2 separate regions of the Homo sapiens genome follow, and region 1 is linked to region 2. The links are chromatin contacts, found by Hi-C or POLR2A ChIA-PET in ENCODE. All regions are on one chromosome and are shown on one strand. The core of a region is the stretch at or near the end of the contact, and the rest is flanking DNA. Distances in the headings are between cores, read along the strand shown. Region 1 has its middle 22 kb from the start of IL1RAP. Region 2 holds the start of LINC02013 (long intergenic non-protein coding RNA 2013).

What was found. A loop is a pair of places that touch in the nucleus more often than their neighbours do. ChIA-PET counts read pairs that join two places held with the same protein, here RNA polymerase II (POLR2A). Pooled maps may share reads with other maps.
Region 1: a loop to region 2 is called in a pooled map, with 4 times the contacts of the local background. The contact joins the enhancer-like site here to the promoter of LINC02013 in region 2. A Hi-C loop is called at or near these places in 1 of 168 maps with a recorded cell type or tissue (HepG2) and 7 of 50 pooled maps. POLR2A ChIA-PET finds 5 or more read pairs at or near these places in 2 of 52 experiments (A673 and WTC11).

What each region holds. Positions count from the first base shown.
Region 1 is chr3:190,490,256-190,492,955 of GRCh38, forward strand. No RefSeq gene overlaps it. Among named protein-coding and RNA genes, the nearest start is that of IL1RAP, 22 kb to the right of the region's middle. Within about 2 kb of position 1,383, at least 4 of the 41 ENCODE cell types and tissues checked have a DNase peak (open chromatin) inside an H3K27ac peak, as active enhancers do; they include A673, where a contact is called at or near this core.
Region 2 is chr3:190,698,016-190,700,715 of GRCh38, forward strand. LINC02013 (long intergenic non-protein coding RNA 2013) reads right to left here and starts at 1,299. Exons shown (of 2, transcript NR_183762.1): 1 at 536-1,299; 2 at 1-135.

The DNA.
Region 1 (2,700 bases), core at 133-2,632, 210 kb before region 2:
TGCTGATGATAATATATGCTTATAGCTTTTGTAAACTCATGTCACATTGTCTGTGGTTATTTATAATACTGTATAAGACACTTATTGACATTTGCAAACTGATAAATTGAATCATGCAGGAAGCTGTTTTATAGCTAACATCCTTTTTAATTTATTTCTCACTCACTTGACTTGATTCATCTTTTCAAGATGAATTGACCAGATTTATGGCTTTTTGTAGGCACAGCTCATGGCAGATCCTTAGGCGCTGTTAGGAAAAAGCAAGATTAAGAAAACAAATCCTCTGTATTTATTAATCTCTCTGAAAATTCATTAAGGATTCTACTTTCACCAAGAGAAATCAGCAGAGACAAGCAATACACATAACTTTTGCTAAGAAAATAGTAAACCTTCTCTCCTTTGGGGAGAGCTGTAAAATTTTAGGAACTTGTCTTGAAATATAAATCTACTGAAGACCCAACTTTCATTTAGTTCCGTTAAACTACAGCCTTTAGCTTCAATCCTATACAGATCTTGTGGTTCTTTACTATGTAGCTATAAATCATCTCATTTGTTTTTACCCAGTAGCAAAAACATTGAATCAAATTATGCATAAAACAAAATCCTGTCTCGCCCGTCAGAGACTTCCCTCCAAGTTGAGATGGATAATATACAAGCTCCTAAGGGATAGACCTCTCCAGACAATTACTTCCTAAGGATCGTAACAGGACAATTTTACTCTCTATTGTATTGACATTTCCTACTCTTCTATTTTAATTCCAAGTGGATTCATAATATTCAAAACAGGGGGAGAAGGGACAGAATTTCAAACCAAAATTGAATACGCACTTTTCAGCGACTCAAGTTGCTACGTAATTCCTCCTTAAAGTTAGTTGCTATGCCTTTGTCAGTTTTCCTTTCTTGCTTCATTAAGTCAATTAGGAGGAGTCTGAGATCAATGATTATTAAAAATTATCTTCTCCAAAGTATAATATTCTCTAAGATGCTACTTTTTCCCCATGATTGAGATTCACCCTTTCTCTAATAAATAACTCCGTTGAAATGTATTACAAACTTAATTCAAATGATCCAATAGTCTAGGTTTAATCAGAAGATAGATAGGAAACACTTAGTTGGTTAAACAGAGGAAGCTGAATATAAAGAATTATTAATGATGACAAAAGAGTAACTATCAGATATAGGGAAAGTATGGTACTCTAGGGTGGAGGGAGTACCAAAGAAGGGATAAAATTGGAAGGCATTCAGACCTCTGTCATAGGTTAGCAAAGATGGCCAGAGCTGGTCTGCAGTTACAGGGCAAACAATAGGCAACTCTCTAGGGAGCAGGTAAGCTGTAGGTGATTGGCAACCTGCGTTGAAGCCGTGTATTCAGTGTCCTGGTACTGACAGAGGATGGGAACAAGCTTGCAGATAAAGCCACGCTGGGCACATGACTCTCCAGGCTACTGGCCACTTGGGCTTATCCAGACAGTCTGGACAGGTGGTTATTTTTAGATCTGTAGGTGGCTTTGGAGGTCACTGAATCACCTTCCTTGACAGTTGAGAAAAGTGAGTCTTGAGCAAAAGGGACTTTCCCACATTTGTACAAAGGTGTAGTGAGAGTGGCAGAAACAAAATTGAGGTTTGGATACAATGGCTGGCAGGTTAGGATTAAAAATCAAAACCAAAGCCACAGACTAACACACAAAGCCACTTTCTAGTTTTGTTTTAACTTTATTTCCACAACTGGTGAGTATAGCTATAAGAACAATGAATCAAGCTTAATCATTTGTGCGCAATTAGTCCATTTTGGTTTATGTTAAGAACCTTCTGTGCTATGACCCGAGTGCACTATCTAATTTGGGAAATGCAAAGGTTTTCTGTCCGAGGGGATCCTTTCATCATTAGCATGTTATGTTCTCACCCTTTCTGGAGCAACCATTTGGAGCTTTTTCTCAAAAACACTTTTATCCAATTTTTTAATATACTTACCCATTCCTAAATCCCTTCACTGTTTGAGTCCTAGCATTGCTCTGACTTTCCTAGCATTGCTCTGCCTTTCTCAGAGGAGAAAGCACAGTACAAAATGCTGGTTGCTAAGCAGTGCCTATTTTTACTCCAGTTGAGCAGAATAGAGACCCACTCAATGAGCTTCTATCATTGAGACTAGTGATGAAACAGCTACTACAGGTTAAAAATTTATCAGTGTTTCTCTGTGGAATCCATAGCAAGGCATCTGGGGCAAGAGTGTGAAATTTAGACCAAGGGCCTGCCCAAGGTAGGTATTGATATAATGATTGGAAAAACTCATAAATACAGACATCAAGTATTGGTTGAGCACCTACTATGTTTAAGGTACTGCATTAGGCAATTGGAGTAAATTATTGGACTAAACAAATTTGGTCCCTGATTTCATACTGCCTATAGAGTAGATGGAAAGACAGACAAAAAAAACAGAAGTGCCAAAATGACAAATAGTGATAAGAAATAAACATGTTGCTAAGAAAGAATAGCAAAGAGAAAGGGAGTTTATTTTAAGTAGGTTACAAAGAGGAAGGCTATCTGAGGCCTACATGCAAAGACCTGGAAGGAGTCAGGCAGAAGCATCAGTTCCTGAAAATGTTTGGGTGAGGCTGGGGTGAGTGTGGGGGGCTGTGAGAAGTAATAGGTGGGCAGTCCATTGCCTCTACAATTAAAATACATCCAGTGTCAAGAGTTCCT
Region 2 (2,700 bases), core at 49-2,548:
CAAAAGCTGCACTCTCGGCAATTTGTCCCTTACAGAAGAGGCTGTTTCTTGTTACAACAGTACCGTGCTGTGCTTCAGCCATCCATAACACGCCCACTGTATGTAGTCTCATAGGAGGCATTGCAGGTCCAGTGTCTAGCCAGAAATGAGAAGCAGAGATTGTTATTTTTTTTTTGAGGTGTGACTCACCCACAACCTTCTCAATTCCAACTAGTTTTGTTTTGTTTTCCTGTAACCTAGTTTTAAATATATTTCCAAATCAGAGGCTGCCCTCAAAATGTAACCCTTCACCAACAGAAGCTTGTCTGGGAAGATTCTGCAGAAACTCCTCTCAGATTTGAAAAAATAATGGATTGGAAAATCATGTTTTGGCCAGGGTTCAGCAAAGAAAGTTAGGAACTGGCTACCAACATCACAAGAAACAATACTATATATAAAGGTATTGGTGTATTGAGATAGCTTATATTATTATTCTAGGTAAGGTCATCTAGGGGAATCATATGCCTGCATTTCGGTTCTCTTTTGAGGTACTTACCCTGGGCAATAGGAAGTATGAGAGGGGTTACAGAGATCCTCTTCCTTGGGCAGGAACACGTTTACAGCCATGATAGACACTCACTGTGAGGAACATCAGGTGGTGTGCGTGTGTGTGTGTAGGAGAGGTTGATACTTGAAATAAACCTCCTGAACCATGCTAAGAAGTCCAAAGTATGATAACAAGTGTGGATTTATCCAGATGACATTGGAGTAACACTACAGTGTTTTAAGCAGGGAAATTACATGATCACATTTATATTTTATAACTATAGTAAAGCTTCCATGTGTAGAATAAACTGGAGGAAAGCATACTGAAAGGATGAAGACCATCTAGAAACATATTCAAAAGTCTAGGCAAATGATGGTGATATGCCTAGCCTAGTAGGATTATGGATATTGAAATTGACTGTATTCTAGAGATATTGAGGATAGAGAAACAACAAGACTTGGAAATAGCTTGGGTATCTCCATGATGATAAACAATAATTTGGAAAATACGGTCTTGTTTTAAGTCTTACTGTGAACACATGCAGCTATTTGCCTGTGGATTTGTGTTTTTCTGACTGTAGGAGCATATTGGGTCTACACTCAAGGAAAACTAGAAGTGCAATAGTTATTGCCCCAGAAACAACCCTCAACAAATAACATAAAGGAAGATGACAGATCAATATTTCACTTTCCTCTCACTCGATAATATACCCATAAACTCTGTCCCACTAGAGTTCTAGGGTTCCCCAGAAAGATTTAGCTCCAGTTACCAATAGTGGTACATGACTTCATAATGCCCCCTGCGCTAGAATTCTTCCATTTCCTATTTTACTTCTCCACTTCCTCCCTACTCCCCTACCAGCATTTCTTGGGAAAACTTGAATATTTGTCTTACTGTCTGTTTTGGATAAAAACAAATGATGAAAACTTTCACTACAAAGGGATGATATTGGGGTGGAAATGAAGAATTCACATTTGAGAAAGATGAGATCAAGATACTCTATTCAGGTTGTTGTAGTTTAGCCCTTAGGGTCTTTCTGGTGTCATGTTAGAAGACTGCTTCCAGAAGCCTAGTTTCTGAAGCTTTGAGCTAAGGATTGGCCATCTTTTGCTAATAGTCTTCTTAGATGTCTGATTTGTTCTTCCATGAGTGGTGAATTTGTTTTTGATTATGTCCCCTCTGTTGAATGAAATTTAATTGTATTATACAAATTGCATTAAAGAGTATTTCTGGTATCACGTTTAGCTTCTTACTTCATTTAGCTAGGGTAAAATATGGTACTATAACCTGAACTGTGTTCCTCAAAATTCATAAATGAAAGCCTTGACTGCCAATGTGACTGTATTTGGAGACAGGTCCTTTACAGAGGTAATTAAGATTGAGTGAGGTCACAAGGGTGGGGCCCTAATCTGATAGAACTGGTGTCCTTAGAAAAAGAGGAAGAGACACCAGGGCTGTCTCTTTTTCTTAGTTCTGACAAAGGGAAAAGGCCTCGTGAGAACACAGCAAGAAGTCTGCTAGCCACAAGCTAGGAAGAGTTCCCTTACCAGGAACAGAATCAGCTGGAGTCTTGACTGGGATGTCCACCCTTCAGAACAGTGAGAAAATAAAGTTCATATTAAGCCACCCAGTCTGTGGTGTTTTGTTATGGTACCTTGAGCTAATACATATGGGCACATTAATGTTTAAATGAACGTCTTTACTTTATTTCCAAACTTCAGTATTTTCCTTCCTACATTTTAATTTTCTTTTTTCATAATGTTCTTTCATAAGAGAATGAATTTTGGACCCAGATCATCTGTTACGTTGGTCAAATTCCTTAACTTTATTTGAATCAATTTTCTCAAATGTCTGAAGATGATGATACTAATATTTGCTTCCCCGTCGGATGGCTGTCTTCAAAATAAGCACTTTAATTATAATAAAGGCTGGAAATAAAAATATTTCTTTTATTATTGCTGTATGTTTTCAATATTCTTCAATATCTTACATGAATTTTTTTAAAAAATTAAGTTGAAACTTTCTATTCCTGTCTTATTTTTCAGACATAGCTTTTTCCTGTCTTCCGTTCCACTCCTTCTCTAGAATTTCTTCTTGCCACACACTTCTTTCCCCTGGGTAGACAGAGCCTCACAAGCTCATCCTTATTTTTCCTCACAAAGCCTTGTCAAACA